Regions from separate parts of the Homo sapiens genome. Here region 1 is linked to region 2. Evidence: chromatin loops called from intact Hi-C (ENCODE). Cell type or tissue: Caco-2. All regions are shown on one strand.

What was found. Hi-C counts contacts between places; a loop is a spot of excess contacts. Peaks named below come from ENCODE experiments on the same cell type or tissue, not always from the same donor. Only the 100,000 strongest peaks of a DNase experiment are listed, where the experiment ranks them.
Region 1: it touches region 2 in a loop (4-fold over the local background); 2 of 110 quality-filtered maps call a loop at or near these places.

The regions. Positions count from the first base shown.
Region 1 is chr5:59,583,341-59,591,340 of GRCh38, forward strand. All of the region lies in intron 1 of PDE4D (phosphodiesterase 4D), which reads right to left. Among named protein-coding and RNA genes, the nearest start is that of MIR582, 120 kb to the right of the region's middle. In Caco-2, a CTCF peak has its summit at 4,341; DNase peaks (open chromatin) are centred at 4,331 and 4,792; H3K4me3 peaks cover 681 bases.
Region 2 is chr5:59,386,667-59,394,666 of GRCh38, forward strand. All of the region lies in intron 1 of PDE4D (phosphodiesterase 4D), which reads right to left. Among named protein-coding and RNA genes, the nearest start is that of MIR582, 310 kb to the right of the region's middle. In Caco-2, a CTCF peak has its summit at 3,578 (motif pointing right); no DNase peak of the experiment used is centred here.

The DNA.
Region 1 (8,000 bases), 200 kb after region 2:
TGCATTTCCCTTCTTTCAACCATGCCATACTTGTTCCTGAATGCCAGGCTATCTCTCCATTCTAACAACTAGCCAGAAGGAAAAATAAGAAGAGCTATATAGTACTTATCTATCCAGTGAGGCAAACCCTTATCTTTGTTTGGCTTGGCAGTAAAAAGACTGAAAAGTGTAATGGAAAGAAGCCTTCGCAATAAAATCCTCCAGCTAATATTTCTAATGTAGCTTCAAAGAAGAAACACACATTCTTCATACCACTCTTTTAGCACGGAAGGGGTAGTGTTCTATTAAACCAAGTAATAGGACCACTTATTAACTTTAACTCATAACTGATAAAGAGTGAATTTGTAATACTATTGCTCAATAATCAACACACCAGCCCTAGGGCAGGTGGATGAGAGTACAAGTAGGAACTCTGTGCACAGGCTTCTATTTCAATTACTACTTCTGGTAAAATTTGAAGACTACCCTAGACCTCCTGTGTCTCAGCTTTTTCTCATTCTTGCTTCTCAAAAAGCAGGACAGAAAGAGGACCAGCACATGCCAAGTCCCGCCTCTCCAAAGGGTACAGAGCCTTTCTAGAGATGAGCTAGGGCTCGTGAAACCAAAGCACATATGTCTTTTACAATGTTTATTATTCCTTAGCACTGGCCTGTTGCCAACTTCTGATCGGTCCCTTCACGAAGAAAAGGCTCTAAATGTGAGAATGAGGATAGGGGGAGTCTTTGGAGATGAAAAGAGCAATTTGGCGAGACCTTTATTCTAAGCACGATAATTCACGAGCCTGAAATCTCACCCTATAGGGGCTCTTACAGTAGGACAAAGGGAAAGAGGGTTTTCTGTCAACAAACCCCTACAATCTCTTACTGCAGTACTGGAAGGGGAGGCTATAAATAAGAGGAAAACAACAACCATTGAGAAAGTCAAGAACCAAGCACAAAATTAATTAGGTCACCTGGAAAAAAACCACCACCTTCTTCCTTTGAGTCCAACATCATATTAATGAATCCCTGCAAGGGGCCCAGGAAGAGTAGGAGTTATACAGAGCATTAACATTCTACATTGGCTTAGTTTGGCCACAACAACAACAACAGATTGGTACGACATGCAGTGAAGCAGATGAAGGGTTACCTAACTCCAGGCACAAAAGAAAACCAACAGGACTCTCAACTTCTCCATACAGCTTTCAAACATATGTATTACAGATCTAGAGGAGCATGAATAAGCAAATTTGCATTCTTTCCAAAACTTCAGAGTTGAATAGCTTATTTCTTTCCAGTCAAAAGTATAGGTGAGGCTAATGCAATAAAAATAAAAAGTGCTTATAATTGCAGGCATTCAAAGAGTACATGGATCCTATGTATTACAACATAAACAAATGGGCTTAAACAGCAGAACTTAGGTAGAACAAAAACTGTTGCTTTGTAGCAAGGTACACTTGATAGAAAGGAGACTGGTAATTTCCCCTCCCAAGCAAATCTTAAGAGGTATAAAATGAACTCTGAAGAAAAGCCTAAGGCATAGAAGAAAAATAATTGACAAATGCCTACTACGTGCCAGGAACTGTTTCCAGGATCTTTTAATCTCAAGATTAAAGACTATTGATGTAAATTTGTCTGTAAGAATAATGAGGACCTTATTGCTGATGCCTGACCCTCACCAACAGAACAAGCAAGGCAATGGCACCAAGGCTCCCCCTGACTAGGAAACTCTGGTGATGCAGTTGGAAGTGGGCCACCGAGGTTTGCAGGCATGTCACCCAAGCATTCTAGAGACTGGGGATAGTAGCTCTGGTCAGCAAAAAAGGTAGATACGCCACAGCATCGACTCTGGATGGATCTGGTGTTGTTAGAAAATAAGCACCTGCCTAGAGTGGGAGAGGATGCCTCCCATCCTTCTCTGCAATGGATTTTTTAGCTGAAAGCCGAAAACTCTGTAACAAACCAGCAGGTGATTTTGGTGGTACCTTAAGCTCTCAGGGAGCTTTCATTTGAGACATTGTCATAAAAGCAGCTGGAAAGCCCTCCGAAACCTATATTTAGGTATCTATTATTCATCCAGAGTCCAGCCAGAACATTTACCTGAAAGATATACTTTCAAAATCAGACAAACTGCATTTCCAAAACAACCCATGTTAGCAGACACTAAGCCTTAACATGTGCCTTTATTATGCATTCACAAAGTTTCTGCTATGAAAGTCAGAATCCAGCTGACCCTAAAGGTATGGCAAAAACAAGCAATTTTAAAATAATGACCTTTTGCTCTTATAAATACCCTCAGCAATGAGTTCCTACACACATTTAGTCATAAACTCCAGCAAGAAATGGCACATGATATCACATGTCCAGGGACCTGAATGCATTGCATTGAACCTTAATAGATGACCAAATATCAAGGCACTAAGCAAGTTCTATGAGAGCCTGAGCACTTCCTGATTCATATGTTAGAATTCTACTAGAATTCTACTGGTTCATTCTGGTAGAAATATTTCTTGAATAGCTAAAATATCCTTAACTGTGAGGCACCAACACATTTTAGCATTATTTTAAAATTGAGTCAACATTCTAAGTTTCCCTTAACCTTCTTTTAGAAATTCAGACAAATTGATATATCAGAAATTCATGTGTGCCCTTCCCCAGGGAATTTTCAAATAAAAATAGCAAAACAACAAAAAACAAACCCTAAGCCTCATCTTTAAAAAAATTTATTAAATTGTTGCCATTCTCAAAGTTTTTTTCTTCCTCCATGAAATATTAGCAATTTAAATGTTCTCAAGTCCTCATGCTTGACTTATTTGGGGATGCTTCATATTAACAAAGTATTTTTATTGCATAACCATTACTTTCTCAGACAATATTCGGTTTTGCACAGTTTACTTTTCATTCTCACTTGATACCAATACTCTAGTTCAAGACAAATCCTCATCTGGTACCTGTCACGGAATTTGATAATTCTGAGTTTTACAAACTGAAGGGAATATTGATTACTCACCATATCCAGGAATGCCTTCTAAAGGGAAAATTATTCACGTGCATCATGTTCGCAGATCTTCTGTCATTAATATTTTTCTTGTCTCCTACGTTACATGTAGTGATTTTTACAGATGAATTCCAACTCTCTTGTTTGAGCAGCTATCGTGGGCAATTATTGCAACAAGTATTGAATCCCAAAAAAAAAAAAAAAATCTCCCCCCACCAATAAAAACAAATAGCAATTACAAAAGGCCTTCCAGGATTTGAAAAAAGAAACATCACAGAGCACTGCAGGTATGGGTCCATCCATTTAGGTTCCACTAGTTAGTCAACATACTAAAATAACCAGTTCAACTAATAATCCTAAATGGTGGCAAATATTGTCCTGGTAAAATCTAACCGCCTTGAGTGTAAATTAATGCATCCTTAAGGAAGGACTCTGGAATGTGGGAAGAAAGGAGTCAAAAGACAGTTTCTTGATATCCTTGTTAAAGAAGTGTTAGAAGGGAAATGGAAAACTTCAGGTTGCTTTGCCATGCTGTCCTTTAGAAATGAATATTGCTTTTTCTTCTTTCTTAGGCACATATTCATGTATGGTCACTTTAACGCAGTGCTACCGTCTGAGACGTGTCGGACAAAGGCCTGGGCAGAGGGGCTAGAAACCATGTATCACCAAAGCCAACTTCTTTCCCAGATTTCAGAATTGCTGGTTCAACTGCAAAAGTAGGAAGGCAATGAGTAATTTCTGCTCTGCAGGACAAGATTACCATTAACTACCATCATGACTTCAGAAGATGCTGTCACGATGAAATTCATTTCTGCTGCCTAACCCCATAATAAGGCTGGCTGTTCTCTTTAAGTAAAATGACTAAGCTATTGATCTTTTCACTGCAGAATCCCCTTTATTTTGTTATTATCAAAACCATGTGGGAGCTTTTCATATTTTGCCTTGGAAAGAAAATGAATTTCACAGCTGCAAGTCAGACGTTGTCTAAGAATTCTTCCCCCGATGTCTTTCTTTTCTTTTTTTTCCTCTCTCAATCTCTTTTGTTTTTCACCCCAAATTCAGTTTTCCAATAGGTGTCATTTATTCTGATGCTCTGACATCTTCTGAAAGATTCTCATGCCCAAGCTATACAGACCTTGCATGCTTTTAAAACACAATGGCAACAGGCTCCTGCTGGAGTCCCCCAGCGCCGAATTTCCAGCAGAACCTTTGGAATCCTCGCAGCCGCCTTGTCTGCCCTGGGCTGTGCCGCCCCAGCTCTGATCAGCTCAGGACACTTGCAGGCTCCGTGGTACTGTACATTAACTCTGCAGCAGCCTGGCTCAGCTGCAGAGACTGCTGCCTGACAGGGGATGTGCTGGCGTCAAGGGGGCCCTCTAGGTGGGTTCCCAGACATTGCAGAGCCGCGCACTCCTTGCTAACCTCCAAGTAAGAGCAAGCAAAAGGGGTTAAAGGAATAGCTCGCCCTGGAAGAGCAGACTTCTTTCAGTAATTACCAGGCAAGAAAAGCTAAACAAGGAGAAGCCTGTAAAACACCTCACAGGGAAATTACGCCTTAAACAAATACGGAGGGAGGATTTTTTGTTTGCTCGTTTTCCTTCTTACCCAGTGAAAAAAAAAGAAATAAAAGAAGTCCAGAGATAATTTGCAAATGATAGAGTTTGGTGGATTTCACTCCTTAAAAAAAAAGCACCGGGGTGGGGAAGCCTTGTTTACTTGATGATTTGTAACCATTTAGCTGCAGATGACCACATGGTGATTTTTGGACAGGAAATCCTATGGAAGCCGGTTCTGCAGAAGTCAGTTGTACTTCAATTGCAATTGCGCATGCCATAAAACTGCTTGTTTGATTAGGGGGTGTGTAGATATGAGGAATGCTGAGATAAAACGTTGCAATCCCTATCACTGATGTTTTGCATTTCTTCATGCTTGCTCCTTTGTTGCAAAAATTCTGTTCAATAATCCCCCAAAAGCACCCCATCACTGTTGATGCCATTTTGGAGCAAGAATAAAATAGTAAACTCTTGTAATAGTAGGTTGGCACTTAAATGGTATTTGTTTGAAATCAGTGGGAGAATGGACTTTGCAGTAGAAGTACACTCAACATTAATATACCACTTTTAACTTAGGTATTTAAAAAGGCTTTTACGCAATTGCTTGATATTAAATGGAATACCGGCAACATTTAATATAACATGCTATTATCTTCATTTAGGATTTCCCCAGTGAGGTCCTGTCATTGCAGAAAATATTACCCAAGATTGGGTGGAGGGCATGTCCCATAAATTCAAAACCTAGTATAAAGAAAACTAATCTTAAAAACCACCATAATTTGGAGAATTTTCATTTTGATCAAAAGATGATCCTAAAAGGAGGATTCCTAGGAGGAAGAAGAACTGGGTGATTCCTTAAAAGCAATGTGAACTTGTAGGTTCAGAAAGATGCCACTACAGCATAAAAGAATCTTGAGAATATTTGTTGAGATTTCCTGTAGCCTAGGCAGTGTCCTCATGACCCCTTTTTGCTAAAGGGACTAAATCTCTTCCATAAGGTCATTTGTAATCTGGCCCAGAAAACTTCAGCCTACATTGTTTTTAACAAGCTTTGAATGTTTTGAATCAAGTAATTAAAATTTTGATATTATATTAGACATTTAAATATTATTATTTAAGAGCTAGGAACATCTACAATGCCCCAGGTCCCATTCTAAGATAGTTACAGTATTACCCCATTTAATCCACACAACAGCACTATGAGTTAAGGACTGTTACTAGCCCTGTTCTCCAGATGAGGCTATTGAGGCACTCAGATGTTAAGTAGCATGTCTGAGGTTAAATATCTAGTGAGTCACTATCTGAATCAAGGAAGTCTGGCTCCAGAGCCTGTACACATTACCACAATATTCTAGCACCTCTGTAATCATAATAATACCACCTTGTTATACTTTTATACTTTCTAAAATATTATTGTTATATGTATTATTTTGGCATCACAGAATTATGCTGAGGAGATTAAGACATTTATTATGCCCATTTTGGAGATGCCAAAAAGATTGTATTTGTTCATTATCAGGCATCTTGTGAGCAGTAGATCTGGAAGAGAATTCAAATTATTTGACTCTGGTTAGTGATCTTTGATCATGATGATGATAATGATGGGTTTTAATTATTTTAAAACTAACATTCAGTCCTTATACAAGAGAGTAGGTCTCCATAGAAAGTAGCAAATGCAAAGATTTTTTAAAAAGATGTAAAAATATATTTTCCTTTGTAATGAACATCATTTATCTGACATTATTTTCTTAGTCCATTTTATTCTACTCTGTTCATATGTCAAACCATCACCTATGGGTGATAGGATAGTAAGAATACCTCTGAATCTTTCTCCACTACCACACAGTTCAACATTCAATACTTGTTAGCTACATTTCCATTTGCGGGCAATGATATAAGCAAAGCACTTTATAAATAAAATACAAATGATTTGGCCATTAAACTACTAAATATACTTAAACTAAGAGGACATTTTAGCTGAATATTTTTAAAGTGAATTTTCGTTGGATTTTTATTTTTATACATGCAACTGTCTAGAATAAAGTCTAACAAATTAGAACAAAAGGAAACACAACTGAGAAACTATGATAAATAACAGAAAAGCCAAATTTCTGCTTGAAAGATAGCAAAGAAAAAACTGTAATTTATTTCACAGTTCAGAGAATCAAGACTACACATTATTAAACAATCCAAAATTGAATATTTTTGCAGACATAAGGCAACAAATATAAAAGAATAGGCTTGCTTAGAAAATAGAAATAACTCATTTCCAGCATTTTATTCCATTTATATTAGAAAGAGGGTCTTAAGAGTTATGTCTACTAATTTATAGGCTGATACTTTACAAATTTAATACTTCCTACATGTATGGCCTTCAAGAAACAACAGTTAGGCAGAACTAATAGGTTTGTAATCTAAAAACAAGTTGTCAAAAATGAAAAAATGTTGTTGGGTTAGGGTAATGCTAATCTATTTTGTTACACTAAAAGATAATCATCCTTTCATGAAACTTTTAAGAAATATCAGGAAGCCAGTTCTGGTTGCTCATGCCTGTAGTCCTAGCTACTTGGAAGGCTGATGCAGGAGGATAACTTGAGCCCATTTCAAGACCAGGCTGGGAAACATAGACTCTGTCTCTAAAAAAATTAAAAAGAAATATCAGGAGTAACCATAAAAGATTATCTTTATGGCTAATCTCAGCCCCATTATTTTTATCAATACAGGAGTGCGAATTATTAGCAGGGCACCACAAATTGGCATAACCTCAGTGAAGTCCCTGCAGCTATGGCATAACCTCAGCTCTACTAGAGCAAAGACTGGTTTGTTGTTTTGTTTTGTGTTTTTTTTTAAATTTTAATCCCACAGCAAGCACAAGAGTAAGTGAACTTATATTAACTACCCTTAAATGAGGCTGATTCAATAAAAAGCTCAATTAATTGATAAACTACAAACTCAGAGCAAACCAAAATACTTTCAACATTTTCATTGAAAGATCGCTTAATGCATCCAGAATCAGAGCCAGAAGTATTAACTAGCCGGTGTCCCACGTCCTTTTCCAATAAAACCCTTTTCTCTCATGGTTATAGGGTTATGCTCATAAGAGTGAAGGTTTTCAAACTAAGTTTCTGGGAACCCTATGGTTTTTCAAAGTTGCATCAGGTCAGCTGAGGGGCAAGGTACTTTGTGCTGGGTCTAGGAAGCCAGGTACTTTGTGCTGTTTCAACAAGAGCTCTTCTGCTTTAACTAGTTTTATCTCAAAGTTTGATAATACATACAAAAAAAGTCTGGCTCTTTAAAAAAAATTACAAAAATGTAACAGTAGAAATACAGAATTAATACTTTCTACACAAATTCTTATCTCTGTAATATCAGTTTCAGTATTTCATCCTCTTAAAATGCCTTCAACTTACACACTTCCTTCACAATGAGCATAAAAGAATGATTAAGTTCAACCTTTATGCTAGTATAAGC
Region 2 (8,000 bases):
AGAAGGGCAGGGCAGCGCAGGAGGAAGGGAGGGAGGGAGGGAGGGAGGGAAAGAAAGAGAAAGAGAAAAGACAAAAAGAAATATGCCATGGGAATTGCTGCACAAAGCATCTTAATCTAAGTTTTATACTAATCACAGGGCTTCTATTACTCCTACAAGAATTCCTTTACCTTAGCTGGAGAGGTAAAATGAATTGCTAAACACTTAAAAACCAGCATGACTGTACCAAGGAATAAAACATGTTAACTCTGTTTCAGGTGAGTGCTTTCTCCATTACATCAAATTGCCTGCTTACTTAAAATTAATCATAATATTTGAATTAGGATCACGTAATGTAAAAAAATCTCATTTCCCAGAATATTCTACACTAGAAATCAATTTCTCACTATCCTGCTGAAATTTGTCCAAGCAATCTGCATATATTTTTAAATCTATCTTTTTTATCTCTAGTTCAGCATGTGCCATAATGTTCTCTGTGGAGCACCCAACCCCATTACTCTGTAAGCAAACAAAAAGTTAACTATTTAATAAAGTTTGGAATATTTTGCCTATGTATCTCCTTCCTGGATATTTACAATATTTATTTAGCTTCCAGTAATATATCAGTTTAATTTTATGAAGCTCAGCTTATTTGACCATGCAACCATTTTGCAGGTAGTACCTGTTGATATTAGCATTCCACAAAACCTACTTTGGGAAATACTAACCTAGGTTACTAAGGTTCATACTAGCAAGAGATGAATAAGACTAACTATTATAAATAATAATGGAGAAAAAAAGAGCTCCAATGATCTGACACAGAGAAATGGATTTTATGAAGGGACATGATTTCTCAATGAGAAAGAAAGAGGAAACAGAAAACTAATAGTTCCATTGTATTTCCATAGTTAGGGTGGCGTATGGTTAGGATTCTTTGTTCAGTTTTATAAACCTCGTACTGTCATGACTTCATTAACCCAAGGCTAAGCTGTAATTCTAAAAGGTATATATATATTTAAAAATTGACAAATAAGAATGTATATATTTATGATGTAAAACATTTTATTTACATAGATGTATACATTGTGAAGTGGCTAAATCAAGCTAATTAATATATACATTACCTCACAAACTTATCTTTTTTTGTGGCAAGATCACTAAAAATCTACTCTTTTAGCTATTTTCAAGTATGCAATGTATTGTTGTTAACTATAGTCACCCTGAGGTACAATAGATCTCTGGAACTTATTCCTCCTGTTTAACTGAAATTTTGTGTCCTTTGACTAACATTGCCCCAGTCTTCAGCCCCCACCCATCAGCCCTGGTTAACAACCATTTTATTCTGTTTCTATGAGTTTGACATTTTTAGCTTTCACATTTAAATGAGATCATGTGGTGGTTGTCATTCTGTGCCTGACTTATTTCACTTAACATAACGTCATCCAGATTCATCCATGTGATCCCAAATGACAGGATTTCCAAAATATATAAGGAACTCAAAAAGGTCAATAGTATGAAAACAAATAACTTGATTAAAAAACAAGAAAAGGATCTAAACAGATGTTTCTCAAAAGAAGCCATACCAATGGCCAACAGGTATATGAAAAAAATGTTCAACATCACTTAATAATCAAGGAAATGCAAACTAAAACCACAATGAGATATCAACTCATACCTGTTAGTACAAAAAAGATGAAAGATGGCAAGGATGTGGAGAAAAGGGAAGATGTTTACACTGTTGGTGGGAATGTATATTCACATAGCCATTATGGAAAACAGCATCGAGGTTCTTTAAAAGCTAAAAATAGTACTACCATATTATCCAGCAGTTTCACTACTAGGTATATATCCAAAGGAAGTGAAATCAGTGTGTCAAAAAGATATTTGCACTCCCATGTTCATTATAGCATTATTTACAATAGCAAAGATACAGAATCAACCTAAGTGTTCATCAACAATGAATGGATAAAGAAAATGTGGTACACACACACACACACACACACTCACACACTAGAATTCTACCCAGCCCTGAAAAAGAAGGAAATCCATAATAACATCTTTTATTTTGGATAGAATGGACATCAAGGGTATTTGTGACAGATATACCATGAATGACATGAACCTAATATTAAATATTTATTTTTGTTGATGTAAGGAACATTAATAGCCTAGAAACTATAAGTTTTAAGATTTAGCTTAGGAACTCAAACGATGTAGCAAATATATTTCATCATGATTTGATCTATCTATATCAATCTTATAAAATTGTGTGAGCATGAGGTTTTGGGGATGAAGAGATAATGGAATCAAATTTTAGCTTTTACCCCCAAACCTTCTAGACTTTAATTGTATATTATGTAAAATGTAAGTATTTAAAATATGAAGTTCATGAATGGGTTCATGAGTCAACCGCAGGGGAGTTGGTGAAGCCCCTGAAACTATATGAAAAATTGTGTGTACATTTACATTTTTCAAGAGAGATTTGATCTAGTCAAATTTTCAAAGCACCCTGAGATACCCAAAAAGTGATAGACCCCTTAAAGAGATAATCTCTAAGAATTCTGTCTCCTTTTTCATTAACAGTTTTATAAGCTTTCTTATGAAAAGTATGTCATGTTTATGATATTTAGTAATTTCTTTGCTGAGCCTTCATTTTTAGCTATTCAAGAAATTTAAAAGTAAATTGTAAATATTACAATTAGTTTCTAAGGATTGTTTAAAATATCATTAATTATATAAAATTTTAATATATATTTTCAGTTCTTCAGCTAGGACAGACAGAGCCTCTTTAAAAGATTTTATTTGATGCTGGGAAGGGTGCTGGGAAAAGAGAACTCCTATACACTGACGATGGGAATGTATATTAGTACAGCCATAATAGAAAACAGTATGGAAGTTTCTCAAAAAACTAAAAATAAAACTATCATATGATCCAGCAATCCCACCACTAGGAATTTATTCAAAGGAAAGGAAATCAGTATATTAAAAGTACACCTGCACCCCCATGTTTATTGCAGCACTATTCACAATAGCCAAGATATGGAATCAACCTAAGTGTCCTTGATGGAACTGGAGGTCATTACAATAAGTGAAATGAGCCAGGCACAGAAAGACAGATATGGCATGTTGTCACTCATATGTGGGAGCTAAAACAGTGGATCTCTTGGAGGTAGAGAGTAGAATGATGGTTACCAGAGGCTGGGAAGAGAGAGGTGGGATGAAAAGAGGTTAGTTAATGGGTACAAGCATATAGTTAGATAGAAGAAATAAGTTCTAGTGTTCGATAACACAGAAAGGTGACTATAGCTAACAATAATTTATTGTATATTTCAAAATATCTGGAAGAGCTGAAGTGTTCCCAACACAAAAAATAATAATCGTTTGAGGTGATGGTTATCTTAAATACCCTGATTTGATCATCACACATTGTATGCATGAATCAAAATATCACATGTACCTCCTAAATATGTATAATTATTATGCATCAATACAAATATTTACAGTAAAAAGGAGATTTGAATTGTAAGAAAAAAAGAGAAGAAATTCTATTTTTGCAACTTATAATAGTTATTATTTGTGTGAGATACTCACTTGCCCACAAGATGGCGCTCTCTAATTTTGGATATACTATTTTCCCAAACCAATTTCTCAAGAAGTTATTTCTAAAGTGTTCTCTTCCCTGAAAAATAATATTTACAATAAATTATTCTTCACTACTGTTTGATTTTCATGCTTGAACATCTAACAATGCATGACAAAGTATATGTTAATGTTTTTGTGTGAGTGGATTGATGAATGGATGTTTCAGACATTCACAGAATGTTTACTAAATTTCTGCTGCATAAACAGCTTTGCACAGTGGATTTATAAACAAAGAAACAAAAGGTGTTAAAGTATAAAGAGCAAATCAGGGTTACTATTTTTCAAGTTAATATTTTTATATCCAAGAGTTTCATATTTAAATGAAAAATGATTGTTATAGACATGTAAATGTACAGCAAAGAGAAGACATCGGTTCAGTTAGGTAAAAGACCTTATAAGTTGTTGTGACTTATGAAGAACTTTAAGGTTTGTATGAGAAGGAGGTAAGGGGAAGATATTTAAGAGGCGGCAAATAACATAAGAAATAGCTTGAAATTATGTAGTCATGCCATCCCAAAATAAAATGGCCTCCCATTAGATAAGGCTAGATGAGTTACAGAGGGTGGTAAAAGTCACTCCAAGAGGAAGAAAAGGTAACTAATATTTACTGAGAACATAATATAACTCATACTGTTATTTAATGATCTTTCCCCACCCTTGAAAATACGTGGATGTGCCTCTTATTAGAGTGTTAGAATTATGGTGCTATATTTGGATATTTTGAGTAGGTTGCACTTCCCTAAATGTTGTACTAAATCCCAGTATACAGTCACCAGAGGAATAGAGATTTCCCAGAGAGGAAATCAGAGTTAAGGAGGTGAGCCTTAAGTAAGCATAGGAGGAGACTAAACTTCTCTGTCTTGATTCTCAATCTCTTGAGTAATGACTATGTCTTGTGGAGCCCTCTCTTGTGGGAAAGTTAAAGATGGCCTCTGCTGTCCAGTGTGAAGAGGGAGTCAGAAGAAGAGTTTCTCCTAGGGGACTTCATTTGAATAAGATATCTCCTATGATAGAACAAATTATCTAGTTTCATGTTACTTTGATTCTACATAGTTTGTCAGTAAAGTGTTGCTTTAAAATTCCTGCTTTGTCTCAGCTGTTAAACAAAGAAAAGGATTTTTTTAAAACCCACATTTAGATCAAATTGACTTAAAAAGAGTACCTGTCTGTCCAAAGGATGATGGTAGTGAGAACAACAATGAGAAAGACCCTGAAAAAAAGAATTCTGCTTCTCACTGATCTCTCTTTCTTCCCTTATTCCCCTAAAGTCATCTCCAAATTAGGAGTCAGAGGGATCTTGTTAACATCTGTTTAAAGGTCTTTGTTTAATAAGGCAAAGCCACTAGTAAGATGAATAGAGCTCTGAGTCCCCTTCTGTTTCATCTCCAACTTTTTCCCTTATTCTCCACTTTGCTACTTCACTCCAGCCACCAGGACCTTCTTACTGTCCCTCCATGATGGCAGGAGGACTTTTTGTACCTCCTTCATGTTTGCTCACATGCTACCTTCTGAATGAGGTCTTTCCTAACACCACTTAAAATTCCACCACCCACCACACACACATTCGTTAACCTCTTCTCTAATACACTTTTCTTCATGGTATTTATCACAAAATCTTCCCCATACATATTTTTAAATATAGATATATAAATAAATATATATTTCTATATATTACATATATATATAATATATAAATTATTTTCATCTTTCACTCCCAGCTGGAATATAAACTCCACAAGGGTAGAATTTTTGTCTGTTTCATTCACTGCTGTATTTTTTTTTACAGTACAGAGAAGAAAGCTCAGAACATAGTATGCCTTCTGTGATAATCCTGAGTGTGAACTTGAGTGGATGGAAGGATACAAAGTATTGATCCTGGGTGTGTCTGTGAGGGTGTTGCCAAAGAAGATTAACATTTGAGTCAGTGTGCAGACCCACTCTTAATCTGGGTGGGCACAATCTAATTAGCTGCCAGCGCTGCTAGAATATAAGCAGGCAGAAACATGTGAAAAGAAAGACTGGCCTAGCCTCCCAGCCTACATCTTTCTCCCATGCTGGATGCTTCCTTCTCTGAAATATTGGACTCCAAGTTCTTCAGTTTTGGAACTTGGACTGGCTCTCCTTGCTTCTCAGCCTACAGATGGCCTATTGTGGAACGTTGTGATTACGTGAGTTAATACTTAATAAACTACCCTTTATATATATGTGTGTGTGTCTATATATATATATATATATATTCCATTAATTCTGTTCTTCCAGAGAACCCTAATATACCTTGTCATATTTATTGAATCAACTTTTTAAAAGTCTAATTTCTGTGTTCTCTTGAAAAATCAGAAAGCCTGCCAACCCTGGCCTATATTTTCACATGATAACAACTGTGAGGAGCTCAGAAGTCACTGCGCATGCAGGTGAGGATATATCTATACCCTCCTTGCCCAGGATCCCCCTGCCTTCTCCATTTGAATAGCTCCTGGCTCCTGCAGATATGTGAGTTGTGACCTGCTGGAAGAGTCCTGAAAGGGAGAGTGACAGGATCAAATGAAGACTTTCAGTAAGTCACCTGGAAATAGTGTGTAGGATTAATTTAACGAGTCTGGAGGTTGATGCCTGTTAGTATCTGCTGTCGAAGTCCTGGCATGAATGGATGAGGACCTATGTGATGTGAACTCAGCTGAAGAATGAAAGACAGGGGAAGTAGAGTTTGAAGAAAGGATTAATTGAACCTGAGGATGGATTGGATATTAAAAATGAATGAAAAGAAAAAGTAATGATGACTAAAATTTCTAGACTGGATAATTAGGAAAATGTTAATTTCTGATGTAAAAGGGAACTCAGGAAAGAGTCAACCTAGGACAAAAATCAAAAGACCTACATATGGAAAGAAATATACTGATTTGAGTGAACCCAAGCAGAGTTTGAAGACACAGATTCAAAGGTATTTGACAACAAAAAAAGGACTTTGAGATCAATGCCAGAGATGGGGACTCAATTTTGCATACTGCTTATATACTGCCTACGTAAAGGCACTTTATGATAAAGAACATCTCAAAAAAATAACATATAGAACAAGGGGCAAAAATAGGGGATAAAAGAGATGATTCCCAATTATTGGTCAAGTGGTTGGAGTGAGAATTAAAGGCAAAATTCCTCTTCTCCCCCTCAAAATTACACACAACTACACAAACATATGTGTTAATGATTTTAGTGTGTTGAATCTGGCTGCTTCCACACTGCATGCATCCTACCTTTCTCCATTCACACCTGAGATAATCTCATTCTAGTGAAGTCTTACATTATAAATGACAACACCAATATTTAGGGACGTTCCTCTTTTTTCTTCACTGACTTTGCCTTTCCAAACAATATACTTTGTGAATCCTCTGAGAAAAAAGAAAGTAGTTTGATCTGCTGGTTTTTAGGACAATAATTTTTAAAGGACTTGTTATTTTTGGTTCAGACACCATGCAAAACTCATCTTCAATCAAGGGCAGGTGCCAGGTACAGCATCAAGAAAGTAACAGGTGGTTTCTCTTCCTCTCCTTTCCTCTAAAACATGAATAAAACAAAAGTTTTAGCATTTCAGAAATAATCTTTTTAATTAAAAGTGGAAGATAAATGTGATAAAAGTTTTCTTTGAGCTCTTGAAAACAAGTTCATTCTATAAGGGTTAGAAATAGTATTTTTTATCTGTCACTAGAGCCATTGTACTGTGGGGCCTAATGTTTCAGATTTTGGATACTCATTTCTTTCGATTGAAGGTGTCATCAGGTGTTTTCCACCTTTAGTGATCTCAAGTGGTTCCCCTTCAGTTGCTAAAATATACTGTGTCGTTTGAGCAGTCCAAGACCCACAGAGATCTGCTATCTATATTGGCAGATAAATGACAGCAGATGGAATTGAGGCTGTGTTCTGTCTCATCGGCAAGCCTGCAGCCTTAGAAGAAGAGATGTGCCCCTGAAGCATTATGCAGGTTGCTCATCCAGAATCAGTGTCACTGTCATAGTTTGTGAAAGGGAAATTGGCAAATCTCTATACATAATAGGCAAAATGCAACCCTCTCAATTCTCAAAGGCATATTCTCTTCACTCACATTTTTGTCTTTTTGCTGAAGGGAGGTTTCTGGGCCAAGATGTTCTGACAGCCTGGTATTTTCTTTTTTTGCCCAATGTGTAAGAAGATAATTAATGTTACCATTAATGCATGCAATGACATTAGTATCAATTCCCTTAGTGATATATATGCACTAGGAAATGAACACAAAAGTTAATTAACAATTTATTGAGCATATACTATATTACAAGTTTACTATACAATTGTGCTTTATTACTATTGGTGAAAATAATGAAAGATGGCACTTTTCTATTCTTCACCATATA